Regions from separate parts of the Homo sapiens genome. Here all the other regions are linked to region 1. A link is a contact called in ENCODE Hi-C or POLR2A ChIA-PET data. All regions are on one chromosome and are shown on one strand. Each heading gives the region's core, a stretch centred on a gene start or an enhancer-like site at or near the end of the contact. The rest is flanking DNA. Distances are from core to core; before and after follow the strand shown.

The links. A loop is a pair of places that touch in the nucleus more often than their neighbours do. ChIA-PET counts read pairs that join two places held with the same protein, here RNA polymerase II (POLR2A). Pooled maps may share reads with other maps.
Region 2: a map of PC-3 shows a loop between it and region 1 (5-fold over the local background). The contact joins the enhancer-like site here to the promoter of FAM201B in region 1. A Hi-C loop is called at or near these places in 9 of 168 maps with a recorded cell type or tissue (Caco-2, Calu3, HCT116 and 6 more) and 6 of 50 pooled maps. POLR2A ChIA-PET finds 5 or more read pairs at or near these places in 2 of 52 experiments (MCF 10A and SK-N-SH).
Region 3: a map of PC-3 shows a loop between it and region 1 (8-fold over the local background). The contact joins the promoter of GPR39 here to the promoter of FAM201B in region 1. A Hi-C loop is called at or near these places in 10 of 168 maps with a recorded cell type or tissue (Caco-2, Calu3, HCT116 and 7 more) and 6 of 50 pooled maps. POLR2A ChIA-PET finds 5 or more read pairs at or near these places in 7 of 52 experiments (A549, Caco-2, MCF 10A and 2 more).

The regions. Positions count from the first base shown.
Region 1 is chr2:132,350,460-132,354,467 of GRCh38, forward strand. It overlaps FAM201B (family with sequence similarity 201 member B), which reads left to right and starts at 2,208. Exons shown (of 1, transcript NR_135203.1): 1 at 2,208-3,824.
Region 2 is chr2:132,436,683-132,440,690 of GRCh38, forward strand. All of the region lies in intron 1 of GPR39 (G protein-coupled receptor 39), which reads left to right. Among named protein-coding and RNA genes, the nearest start is that of MIR9986, 5.0 kb to the left of the region's middle. RefSeq lists an enhancer at 2,014-2,308. Within about 2 kb of position 2,114, at least 7 of the 41 ENCODE cell types and tissues checked have a DNase peak (open chromatin) inside an H3K27ac peak, as active enhancers do; they include HCT116, PC-3, endothelial cell of umbilical vein and 1 more, where a contact is called at or near this core.
Region 3 is chr2:132,414,547-132,418,554 of GRCh38, forward strand. GPR39 (G protein-coupled receptor 39) reads left to right here and starts at 2,259. Exons shown (of 2, transcript NM_001508.3): 1 at 2,259-3,352. The coding sequence starts at 2,497. It overlaps LOC124905948, which reads right to left and starts at 2,498. Exons shown (of 4, transcript XM_047446885.1): 1 at 2,360-2,498; 2 at 874-1,990. The coding sequence starts at 2,498. The coding sequence ends at 1,269. RefSeq lists an enhancer at 1,890-2,184 and a silencer at 1,890-2,184.

The sequences.
Region 1 (4,008 bases), core at 958-3,457:
AGTTTAATTTACATTTCCCTAATGGCTAATGGTGTTCAGCAGATATTACTTTTTTGTTGTTGTTTCTTTGCCATCCTTATATCTTCTTTGCAGAAGTGTCTGTATGCATGCTTTGCCCAGTTTCACATTGGGTTATATTTTTCCTATTGTTGATTTTTGAGAGCTATTTATATATTCTGGATATAAGTCTTTTTTTAGATGTGTGATTTGCAAATATTTCTTCTCAGCCTGTAGCTTGTCTTTTCATTCTCTTAATAGTGTCTTTTGCAGAACAAAATTTCTAATTTTAATGACATCTGATTTATCGATGTTATCTTTTTTGGATTGTGCTTTTGATGTCATATCTAAGAAGTCTGCCTAGCCCCAGGTCATGAAGATTTTCTCTTGTTCTAGACGTTTTATGGTTTTACACTTAAATCTGTGATCCATTGTGAGTTAACTTCTTAATAATATGCGATGGTTAAGTTGGGGTTTATTTCTTTACATATGAATGACCAACCATCCCAACACCACTTGTTTGGGTTTATTTCTGTACTATGTTCTGCTAAATTGATCTATGTGTGTATCTCTTCACCAGTAGCAAGATGTCATATTTACTGTAGCTTGATAGTAAATCTTAGGATAGTTTGATTCCTCCAAATTTATTCTTTTTTTCCAAAATTGTTTTTAGCTATTCTGGTTCCTTTGCCTTTCCATATAAATGGAATGCATGCCTTTCCATGCATTTTAGAATCAGCTTATTTATATCTACCCAAAAATTCAGCTGGTATTTTCATTGACATTATGTTAAATCAGAAGATCTGTCTTTCTCACATTGAGTTTTCCAGTTCATTAATATAACAAGTCCCTTCATTTAAGTGTTCTTTAATTTCTTGCTTTAGTGTTTCATGATTTTCTGCATACAGATCTATACGTGTTTTGTTTAGACATATGCCCAAGTATAATCAGCCAACTGGTCTTCGACAAAGTAAACAAAAACATAAAGTGGGGAAAGGACACCCTTTTCAACACATGATGTTGGGATAATTGGCTAGCCACATGTAGGGGAATAAAACTGCATTCTCATCTCTCACCTTATACAAAAATCTACTCAAGATGGATTAAGAACTTAAACCTAATTTCTGAACTATAAAAATTCTAGAAGATAACACTGGATAAACCCTTCTAGACATTGGCAAAGGCAAGGATTTCATGACCAAGGACCCAAATGCAAATGCAATAAAAACAAAGATAAATATCTGGGACTTAATTAAACTAAAGAGCTTTTGCATGGCAAAGGGAACAGTCAGCAGAGTAAATACACAACCCACAGAGTGGGACCCCTGACCTTGACCCTGAACCCTAACCTTGACCCCTAACCCCTGACCCTAACCCTAACCCCTAACCCTAACCCTTAACCCTAACCCCTAACCCCTAACCACAACCCTCACCCTCACCCTAACCCAACCCTAACCCCTAATACCTAACCCCTAACATCTCTTAACCCCTAACTCTAAACGTTGACTCCTAACCCCTAACTCTGACCCCAACCGCTATCTCCAAACCCTAACCCTAAACTTAACCCCTAACCCTAACACCAACCTTAACCCTAGGTTCGTTGCTACGTTGGTATTGACTATGTCAATGTTGATTATTATGATCTCTGTCTTAGGACTGCACGGCAGCGAGGGGATTGCGGATCTTATATTAATATTTTTGTATTGAGGCAGTGCATTAGCATTACAGGTGCTTGTTACATGAGCAATGGAGGTGTCATATTTTGGGTGTCATGTCTGCATTAGGAATGCTGCATTTGTCTTCCGAGGCTGCGGTGTGGATCTCGCACTGCGGCCGCCTCGCCTTGGCTGGGGAGAACCTCGGTGGGCAGGATTCAGAGGGGATTTTGGTTTCCCGTTTTCCACATTGAACCCCTCTAACTGGTCTCTGACCCTGATTATTCAGGGCTGCAAACAGGAAGGATTCTATTCACCGTCGATGCGGCCCCGAGTTGTACCAAAGCGAGGCAGTGCCCCCAAGGTCTGTGCTGAGCAGAACGCAGCTCCGCCCTCGCGGTGCCCCCGGCCCGCCCGCCCGGGTCTGTGCTGAGAACACTGCTCCGCCTTCGCTGTATCTCCGAAGTCTGTGCAGAGGAGAACTCAGCTCCGCCCTCGCGATGCTCTCCGGGTCTGTGCTGAGGAGAACTCAGCTCAGCCTTCGCAAAGGCCCAGCGCCCGCGCAGGCGCAGGGGCAGGAAGGAGCCCAGCAGCGAGGCAGGTGGCACCACCAGGGGGGCCCTCAAGCCTGGCGCGCACGCATTCCAGACGACACCCAGACCATGCTCCGCCGCCTGGGCGCCCAAGCTGCAGTCGCCCTCTGTGTGCAGGCAGCAGCTGCCTGGCAACCCCCGAGCCCGCTCGCGCTCCCAGCATCGCAGAACCAGGGCCAGGTATCCCAGTGGCTGCGATCAAGCCAGTCATTCTGCCCGGCGGCGGCGGCTGCACAGGAGCCAGAACTGAGAACCCGCCGCTCAGCCCCACACGGGGTGACTGCCGAGTGCCCGTGCCAGCGGCCCAGATCTCCCTCAGGTGGAGGAGTGGGCGAGAGGCACGGCCTGGGGGCCCTCAGGCTGGGCGCGCTGGCGATCCCAAGGCCGACCAGGCCATGCACCTCCAGCCCGCCTGGGCACCTAAGCTGCAGCCGCCTTCTGTGTGCAGGCAGCAGCCTCCAGGCAACTCCCGAGCCCGCCCGCACTCCCCACATCTCGGAACCAGGGCCAGATGTCCCTGTGGCTGCGGCGAAGCCAGGCGGTCTGCCCTGCAGCAGCTGCACGGGGGCGGGAACCGGCCCTCAGCCCCATCCCCGGTGGCTGTAGAGGACCCCTAGCTAGAGGTCTCGAGCTCTGGCAGAGGAGGACCCGGGCGGGGGCAGGGTCTGGCGGGCTCTCAGGCCAGGGGCACTCGTGATCCAGAGGCCGCCCAGGCCATGCTCCACCACCTGGGCGCCCAGCTACAGGCGCCGGGCAACTTCCAAGCTGGCTGGCGCGCCCAGCCTCGCAGAACCAGGGCTAGATGTCGCCGTGACTGAGGCCAAGTCAGGCGGTCTGCCCGGAGGCGGCTGCACCAGGGCAGGAACCGACCCTCAGCCGCATCCCCGGTGGCTGCAGGCGGCCCCTGGAGCGGCCCCGATCTCTCTTCGGAGGAGAAGAGGGGCGGAGTCACGGCCAGGCGGGCCCTCAGGAGGGAAGGGATGAGCGCCTGCGATTCCGGGAAGTCCCGCGCCAGCCCAGGAGAACCCGCAAGCCCGCGGCGCCTGTTTCTCTGTGTGATTCTTTGAGGAACCACCAAACTGTTTTCCACAGCAAGTGCATCATTTTCTGTTCCTAGCAGCCAGTTCATGAGGGCTCCAATTTCTCCACCTCCTTAGCAACACTGATTTTCTGTATCGTTGTTATGAAAGCCTTACTAGTGGATGCAAAGTGGCATCTCATTTGGGTTTTGTCTTGCATTTTATTAATGAATAACGGTGTTTAGCATCTTTTCTTGTCCTTCTTAGACATTTGTGTATCTTTTTTGGAGAAATGTCTATTCAAGTCCTTTGCCTCTTTTTTAATTGGGATCTTAGAAATTCTGTTGAGTTGTGGGATATTAAGCTTTTATCAGATACACACTTTGATTTTAGCAGATACATATTTTCTCACATACTATGGGTTGTCTTTTCACTCCCTTGATAGTATCCTTTGATGCATAAAGGGTTTTTATTTTGATTGAATCTAATTTACATGTATTTTCTTTTGTTATCTGTGCTTTTCTGTCATATTTCAAAATACACTTAAAACTCAAAGGTCATAAAGGTTTACCGTGTGTTTTCTTCTAAGAGTTACATACTTTTAGTCCTTACATTTAAGTCTTTTATTAATTTAGAATTAATTTTTGTATATACTGCAAGGTAGGGGTCTAATTTCTCTCCTGTGCACTGACATCCAGCTGTTGAAGAGACTGTTCTTTCCTCCCTTGACTAGACTTGGCCACC
Region 2 (4,008 bases), core at 864-3,363, 86 kb after region 1:
CCCCCCGGCTTGAAGGAATTTCAGTGATGTGGCATGGTGCTTGCCGACTTGTGGGGACAGAAGAGGCTGGTGCTGGCTTGGTGCTTCTGCTCGGTCCATCTCTCTCTGCCTCAGTTTCCATCAATCAAATCAGATAACAGCAGTGTGTCTCCTCATCCCGCAGCGTGGTTATGTGGATCATTGTATTAATCATATTAACTAACGTTTTAAAAAATTTACTTGCTATGTGCCAGGTGTTCTAAGATCTTTTTGTATGCTCATTCATTGAATTCTCCCAAGGCCCTATGAGGCAGGTGCAGTTAATTATCCTATTTTAGAGATAAGCAAATTGAAACACGGAGAGTTTAAGGAACTTGCCTCAGGTAACACAGCAATTAAGAACCTGAGGTGTATCTGACCCAGGCAGGTTGGCTACAGAGCTTGCAGTATTAACCACTGTGTTAGAGTTGCTTAAACTTTGATATAGCAAGACAATACACACACATGCACAAGTGCACACACCCGCACAGGCAGAGCAAACAAAAGTTTCACTGAACGATATTCACCCATCCTTACCTTTGAATGTGAAGTGCATTTTGATCTTTTCTCTTCTATTCATTTCATTAACGAAAATGCCAATCTGAAGCCAGTAAACTGAGTTTATGATCATGAGTAAGTCTGACATACATTTTGAAAGCCTTAGCACTACACCATACTCCTTCATAGATGCTCCTGGGGAAGCATTTGAGAAGAGACATGCAGGGAGTGTGTGTGATTGGCTGGGGAGGGTCGTGGAGACCAGAATGTGTGAAGTGTAGGCCCTGGCTCTGCTCCCACGGTGCTACCTCCTGAGGCAGCTGCTCCGTGTCATGTCTGGGCCTGTGGGTTGGCGGGCAGAGGCTGCCCCACTCTCCTCTTCTACTTTGTGTCATAATAGTCTTTGGGGGTCTTCTCTGCCAGCCTCCATGGGCTTCAGCTCTGAGTTAACCCCAGGTATTTACTGAATAGACATTATGTACTGGGCCTCGTAGGTATCCAGCTCTGACTGGGAGGCTACAGAGAGGCATTAGACATGTTCCTTGACTGCAAGGAAATTGCAAGACACCAGGGAAGGAAGGCTGACATGTCAAGGGAGAATTAGGGGCAGGTCCCCCAGTGCTGTATGTAGGGAGCATAGATTTTGGAGCTAGATGGCTCCTCCTAGTAATGTGACCTCGGGCAACATACTTGACCTCTGAGAGCCTAACTCTGGGGCTGCACCTGCAGCCTGAGTGATATTATCCTGGCTAGTGAAACTGTTTGGTGAACCATGAAGTGTTACTAAGAGGTTAGTATTTAGAGGTCATGTTGTCATAACAGTATTGCCAAAAGTCTGGCAACAGCCATAAACATTGGGGTTTCAGGGAAGGGACGGAGTGTTGCAGCAATCCTGGAAGCCTTCCTGGAGGAGGCAGCATTTAATCTGAAGCAGGTATTTTCAGTTCCTGACTGGAAGGATCATGGGTCACTTAGAGATGGAAACAGATACGCAAGGTCCAACCATTCATGTAGAAACCATGCTTATATATAATTAGGTCATAGCTCTGACTCCAATAGGAGGATCCTGAGTGCTTTCATAAGTTGTTGGGGTTTTGTTGTTGTTGTTGTTTGTTTTTAGAGACAAGATCTTGCTATGTTGCCCAGGCTGGCCTTGAACTCCTGGGCTCAAGTGATCCTCCTGTCTTAGCTTCCCAAGTAGCTGAGACTGCAGGCTCAAGTCACTCAGTACACTGCTTTCCTAAGTTTGACATGCCCTGCTGGCTTGAGGTCACTGGCAGACAACCACTTGATTCCCTTAGGTCAGGGGTTAGCAAATTACGTATGGGCAATCCCTGTTTCTATATAGCTCATGATACCTGTAATGTCAGCAAGCTTTTTTTTTTTTTTTTTTTTTTTTTACATTTTTTTGAGTGTTGTAGAAAAAAAAATATGCGACAGTACTATGTGGTCCCATAAAACCTAAAATATTTACTATCTGGCCCTTTAAAGAAAAAAATTTACCAACTGATGCCTTAAGTCTCAAAGTATACAATCCTTGTTTCAAGTTGAAGGTCTTCCTTAGTTCTGCATCATCCTTTAGTCATTCTCCAGGCCCTTCTGTCATACCCTGAGGGTACACAGGGCCCAAGCCCTGGAGAGAAGGGGAAAGTAGGCCTCCATTAGTCATTTCCTGGCTTCCATGGCTGTCGGAATTCCCCTGCTCTGCCATGGCAGCATATTAATATGTCGCAGCGAGCATGTGTATGTTTAATTCTGATGACATGTGGCGCATAAGTGATTAGTGGCAAATGCCAAAATGCTAGGCTGGAGCCCTGATGCTATTCATAATAACATTCATAAGAGTATTCCCCCAGGATGCAGCTTTCTGTTTCTCCAACATAAATAGCTTGGGAGGCCAAATCACAAACACGATTTCTCTTCATGCTCCACCTGGCCATTCGTAACAAGCATTAGATGTGAAATTTGATTTAAAGCAGCAGTTAAACTCGGAAAATCACAATGGTGTCAAGCCCATTGTTTATTTTAAAGATCAAGAGAAAACCAAAGGTGAGCAACTAATTCTTTATTTTATTTTATTTTTTTGTGGTAACAGTGTCTTGATGACAGGCTAATGTGCAGCTCAAAATAAAGGTACCTGGGTAGAAATAACCCCTCAAACATCATTGAGGCAATATGCCAAGAGGCGCTTGGTAAATGGCTGTGAAGGAGGACAGATTATCCTGTTGAAAGGCTGCTGAGATGCGGCTCCACTTGACAATGGTGGGACTTTTGTCACAGGAAAATTAGATGCCTTTGGATAGGTCTGAGATTGTTCTTATCTTTTCCATATAGCAAAAAGCTACCACTCAGAAAGAAAACAGAGAGTTGAAGGAGTACCCTGATTGAATGCCTTCCAGAAAAAGGATTGTTTTGAGAGAAACACTTTAATTTGCTTCAGATGATTCTGTGGAGGCTTATTGCTGAAGTGGTTCCATTTCAGCACAGGTTTAGCTGGCTCTGAAGAGAGAAGTGATTTTTAAAAATCTTAGGGAATACAAAGCATTTATCCATTAACCTGAGTCACCAACCAGTTTTCACAACAAGGCAGCCTAGGAGCTAGTGGTGGCCAGGATATGTTTTGTTTGTTTGGCTCAGTGTTTGCTGCTTGTTTTTTAAAGAATTTGAACACCGCTGGACTGCTTGTGCTGTCTCCAGTTTCTCACAGCATGCCCACTTCCTATGGGGCTGCTCCAGGCTGCCTCCCATATTTGTCTACAAAGGGATTGGAGTCCAAGGTGCATTGTTACAGCTTGTGGGTTCCATCGAAACATGACACCTAGTTATTCCCATCCTACTTTGTATCTTGTGACCACAGAACCCTCCTAACAAAGGTTTGTGGATGGTAGGTGACTCCCTGAAGCTCAGCCCTAGTCCTAGAGAAATATTACAGAGTCCCCCTGTGCTGATGGTAGGTCACGGACCCTAGCCATCTCCAAAGGACAGAGTCCTTTTCTTGCTAGTGCCCCTACTGATAGAAATGTTGAACAAAGGGCCAGTGGCCGTTTTCTAGCAGTGGTTAATTGCAGTGAGTTCTATTGTGGCAGAAAGGTTTGAAAACCATCTCTCGCCTGCCCTCACAATAACCTGAATTGTGGTTCTTGGTTAGACTAGGGCAAAGGGGTGGTGACATGAGAACACGAACCCTGGAGCTGGACTGCTGGGTTCCAATCCCAGTTCCCTTTTTGCTCCTTCCTAGGGGTGTGAACTGAGATGCAGGGGCAGCTTTTTAGGGGAAGGATGTATAAGTTGGGTGACAGATTGATGCAGGAAAGAGGAAGAACAATTGGAAATGGCTTTGACATTAGTTTGAATTCCAAAAGTGGGCAAGTAAATACCAACGCGGTGCTTGGATTAATGAGAGGGTGGAAATGGAAAGGGATCCACTAGTTAACAAAGTTTAACAACCACTGACATCAGGGTCAGTGTGGAAGGAAGGAACTCATGGCGTGC
Region 3 (4,008 bases), core at 1,009-3,508, 64 kb after region 1:
TTTTTCTCCTAGACAGCATTAAAATCAAATAATCCTTGAGGTCATCAGACAATAGCTCCAGTGCACTGTGCAGAAAGTACAGTCCTGGCCGGGCGCAGTGGCTCACACCTGTAATCCCAGCACTTTGGGAAGCCGAGGTGGGCAGATCACCTGAGGTCAGGAGTTCAAGAGCAGCCTGGCCAACATGGTGAAACCCTGTCTCTACTAAAAATACAAAAAATTAGCCGGGTGTAGTGGCACGCACCTGTAATCCCAGCTACGCAGGAGGCTGAGGCAGGAGAATCACTTGAACCCGGGAGGCAGAGGTTGCCAGTGAGCCGAGATGGCGCCATTGCACTCCAGCCTGGGCAAAAAGAGCAAAACTCCGTCCCCTCCCCCCCCCAAAAAAGTACAGTCCCATGTTTCTATGTGCACCATTCAGGATGAATTTCCTAAGCACCTACTGCATTCCCAGAATTAGGAGTACAAACTCAGGGGTCAGACTGATCTGGATTAATTTCCAAGTCTGTCACTAACCATTTTTTAAAAATCATATATATTTAAGGTGTGCAGCATGATGTTTTGATATACAAAGTGAAATGATTACCACAGTCAAGCAAAGTAAGGTGTCTGTCATCTTCCACAGTGACTTTTTGTGTGTGTTGCACCTAAAATGGACTCTCTCTGCAAATTTTCAATCTACATTGCAACATTATTAACTGTTGTCCTGTGGCTGTATGATAAATCTGTAGACTTATTCATTTTGTCCTTTGACCTACATGTCCCCATTTCCTCTCCCTCCCAGGCCTTGGTAACCACCTTTCTACTCTTTGTTTCTATGTATTTAACTTTATTTTATATTCCACATCTGAGTAAGACCTTGCTCTCACTCACTCTTTTATGGCCTTGGGGAAGCATAGGTCCTCCAGACAGCAGAATTGCTTCATCTTTAAAATGATTGCATCGATGTGGCGATTGGGATAATTCAGAGATGTTTTCAGCACAGAGGGCTTGTGCTAGGCCCCTAGAATGTACAGATAAAGGGGATCCATGTTCTTCCTTTGAGGCAGAGGTTCTGACTTTGACTTTGCCACTCCCTGGCAAGGGGCATTTAGCAATGTCTGGAGACATTTGGCTGTCCCTATGGATGTGTGTATGCAGGTGCTAAACATCCTAGAACGCATAAGGCAGCCTTCCTCCCCCTTCATTGCTCATTCCCTCTGATTGTGGAATTAAAAGACGAAAATGGGTCCATTCGAGGGAAAAGGTCATGATCCTTAATGCTGTTTTTACATGACGGCCTTGTCAGAGCCTTCAGCTCCTCCTGCTGTCTTCGACGTTCTAGGCACAGCTCCCTCCGGAGGGCATGCTTCCCACCTGGGGCTTGCTGGCGGAGTGCCATCCTCATCCATATACATGTCCCCAATTAAAAGACGTCCCGCTGCCGGGAAAGCGGCTGCACCTTGGAGCGAAACTGAAAGAAGAGACCCCGGGGTCTTCGCGTCCCTCCGTGGGAAGGCGAGGCAGGGCCCTGCGCAGAACACCGGCAGGCTCTGGGGAAAGGCAGGGATTCTATAGTGAATCCTGCAAGCCTGCTTGGGGCCGACTTCCTGGAGCAGCGGCTGCAAGCAGCGCAGAGCCCAGCTGTCCTTGGCAAACACCCCACAGAGGAGGCGAGGGCTTGCTGGCTCCTCTGGGACGCCCCGGTCAAGCCACCACCAAACGGGCCGTGACCTCGCCTTCGAAGGGGGCCCCCAGGGCAGCGGTGGACGTGGGGGCAGTGCGGGCGAGAGGAAGTTTGTCTTTCTCCCAGCTCGGGAGGGTCGCCAGCTTCCCCGGGGCTGCACCTCCTTGGGACGCTTGTCGGGTTGGAGCGCCGCAGCTGCCTCTGCGGCTGCCGCCTGGGTGACGGAGGGTGGGGCGGGGGTGGGTCGCTCGTAGCTCGAGAGCCACGATCTGATTTCAGGGACCGTGCCTATGTGCTGAGTCAAACCCCGCCGCTGGGCTGGGTCTGCAGCCGGGCCGCTGAGCACAATCCGCTGTGGTTAATGATTAATCGCTGACCACCCCGCCTCCCGCAGCTCGGGAGAGGGTGCTCTGGGAATGTGGACCGGGGCTCTCAAGTGCCGGCAGCTGGAAAGGAAGAGGAGTGCTGCGAGGCGGAGTGCGCCCTCGGCGAAGAGGGGCAGAGGCGGAGCGCCAGGTGCTGCGGTCTCACTCCCAGCCAGCCAGGAGTTTAGAACGTTCTTCCTCCGCCCTCTCCCCGCCTCGCCCCAGCCACATACACTCCCAAACCTCAACACCCAGGCGCCTCCTGGGCCTCTCCTAGGTTGGGCTGCTCCAGCAAGTTTCCATGAAAGCACCTGAAATACTAAGTTACCTTCGCGAGGAGAACTCGAGTGAGATAAAATCGTGCGCCCACGCAGGTGAGTTTGCAGCCAAGAATTTTGGACGCTGCTGGGAGGAGAAAGGGAAGTTGAGAAAGTCTTTGGACCTGGTAGCCTGGTGCTCTTTCTCATGGCTTCACCCAGCCTCCCGGGCAGTGACTGCTCCCAAATCATTGATCACAGTCATGTCCCCGAGTTTGAGGTGGCCACCTGGATCAAAATCACCCTTATTCTGGTGTACCTGATCATCTTCGTGATGGGCCTTCTGGGGAACAGCGCCACCATTCGGGTCACCCAGGTGCTGCAGAAGAAAGGATACTTGCAGAAGGAGGTGACAGACCACATGGTGAGTTTGGCTTGCTCGGACATCTTGGTGTTCCTCATCGGCATGCCCATGGAGTTCTACAGCATCATCTGGAATCCCCTGACCACGTCCAGCTACACCCTGTCCTGCAAGCTGCACACTTTCCTCTTCGAGGCCTGCAGCTACGCTACGCTGCTGCACGTGCTGACACTCAGCTTTGAGCGCTACATCGCCATCTGTCACCCCTTCAGGTACAAGGCTGTGTCGGGACCTTGCCAGGTGAAGCTGCTGATTGGCTTCGTCTGGGTCACCTCCGCCCTGGTGGCACTGCCCTTGCTGTTTGCCATGGGTACTGAGTACCCCCTGGTGAACGTGCCCAGCCACCGGGGTCTCACTTGCAACCGCTCCAGCACCCGCCACCACGAGCAGCCCGAGACCTCCAATATGTCCATCTGTACCAACCTCTCCAGCCGCTGGACCGTGTTCCAGTCCAGCATCTTCGGCGCCTTCGTGGTCTACCTCGTGGTCCTGCTCTCCGTAGCCTTCATGTGCTGGAACATGATGCAGGTGCTCATGAAAAGCCAGAAGGGCTCGCTGGCCGGGGGCACGCGGCCTCCGCAGCTGAGGAAGTCCGAGAGCGAAGAGAGCAGGACCGCCAGGAGGCAGACCATCATCTTCCTGAGTGAGTCCTAAGTCGGGGGCAACACGTGAGCAGCTTCCCAACCTTCCCCCACGACCCGTGCCACTGCCTGTGGCCCTCTCCAGGGCAAGTCTTGCCCTAGAATTGCACACTTAAGTTTACTAAGGTGGAAGAGTCTTGTAGCAGTATGAGGGCATTGCTCTGGGTCTCTGAATGTTTCTTCTCTGTGTTTCGGGGATTCATGGTAGATTATGGTGAAAAGAGCACGAGACCAGAACCCAGAAGGTTTGGGTATATTCCAGAACATCACTGCTGTGACCTTTGGGAAGTCACAAAAATCTTTGGTAAAATGGGGACAATAATACTAGAGAATATGACGGACAAATTAGGTAATGCAGGACAGGTGAAAGTCCTTTGCAAAAGACCAAGTTCTGCAGAGATACAGGGAACCGTCTTATCTAGCTCTTTTACCCGGGGAAGACTTTCTTGTGCAATTAGATTTTGTTCCCATTTTTCTCCTCCTTTGGAGAAAGCAGGCTGTGAGCGACACACACTCTCGGGCTGCTATTTTATTCCTTGGAGCCTCTTCGACCCAATCTTAAGACATGGGAGCTCTCAGCACTCCCCAGGGCTTGGGTTTCTGCCACTGTGGGTCTGTTCCTTACCAGACCAGAGCAACCTGGCAGGACGGCCTGTTT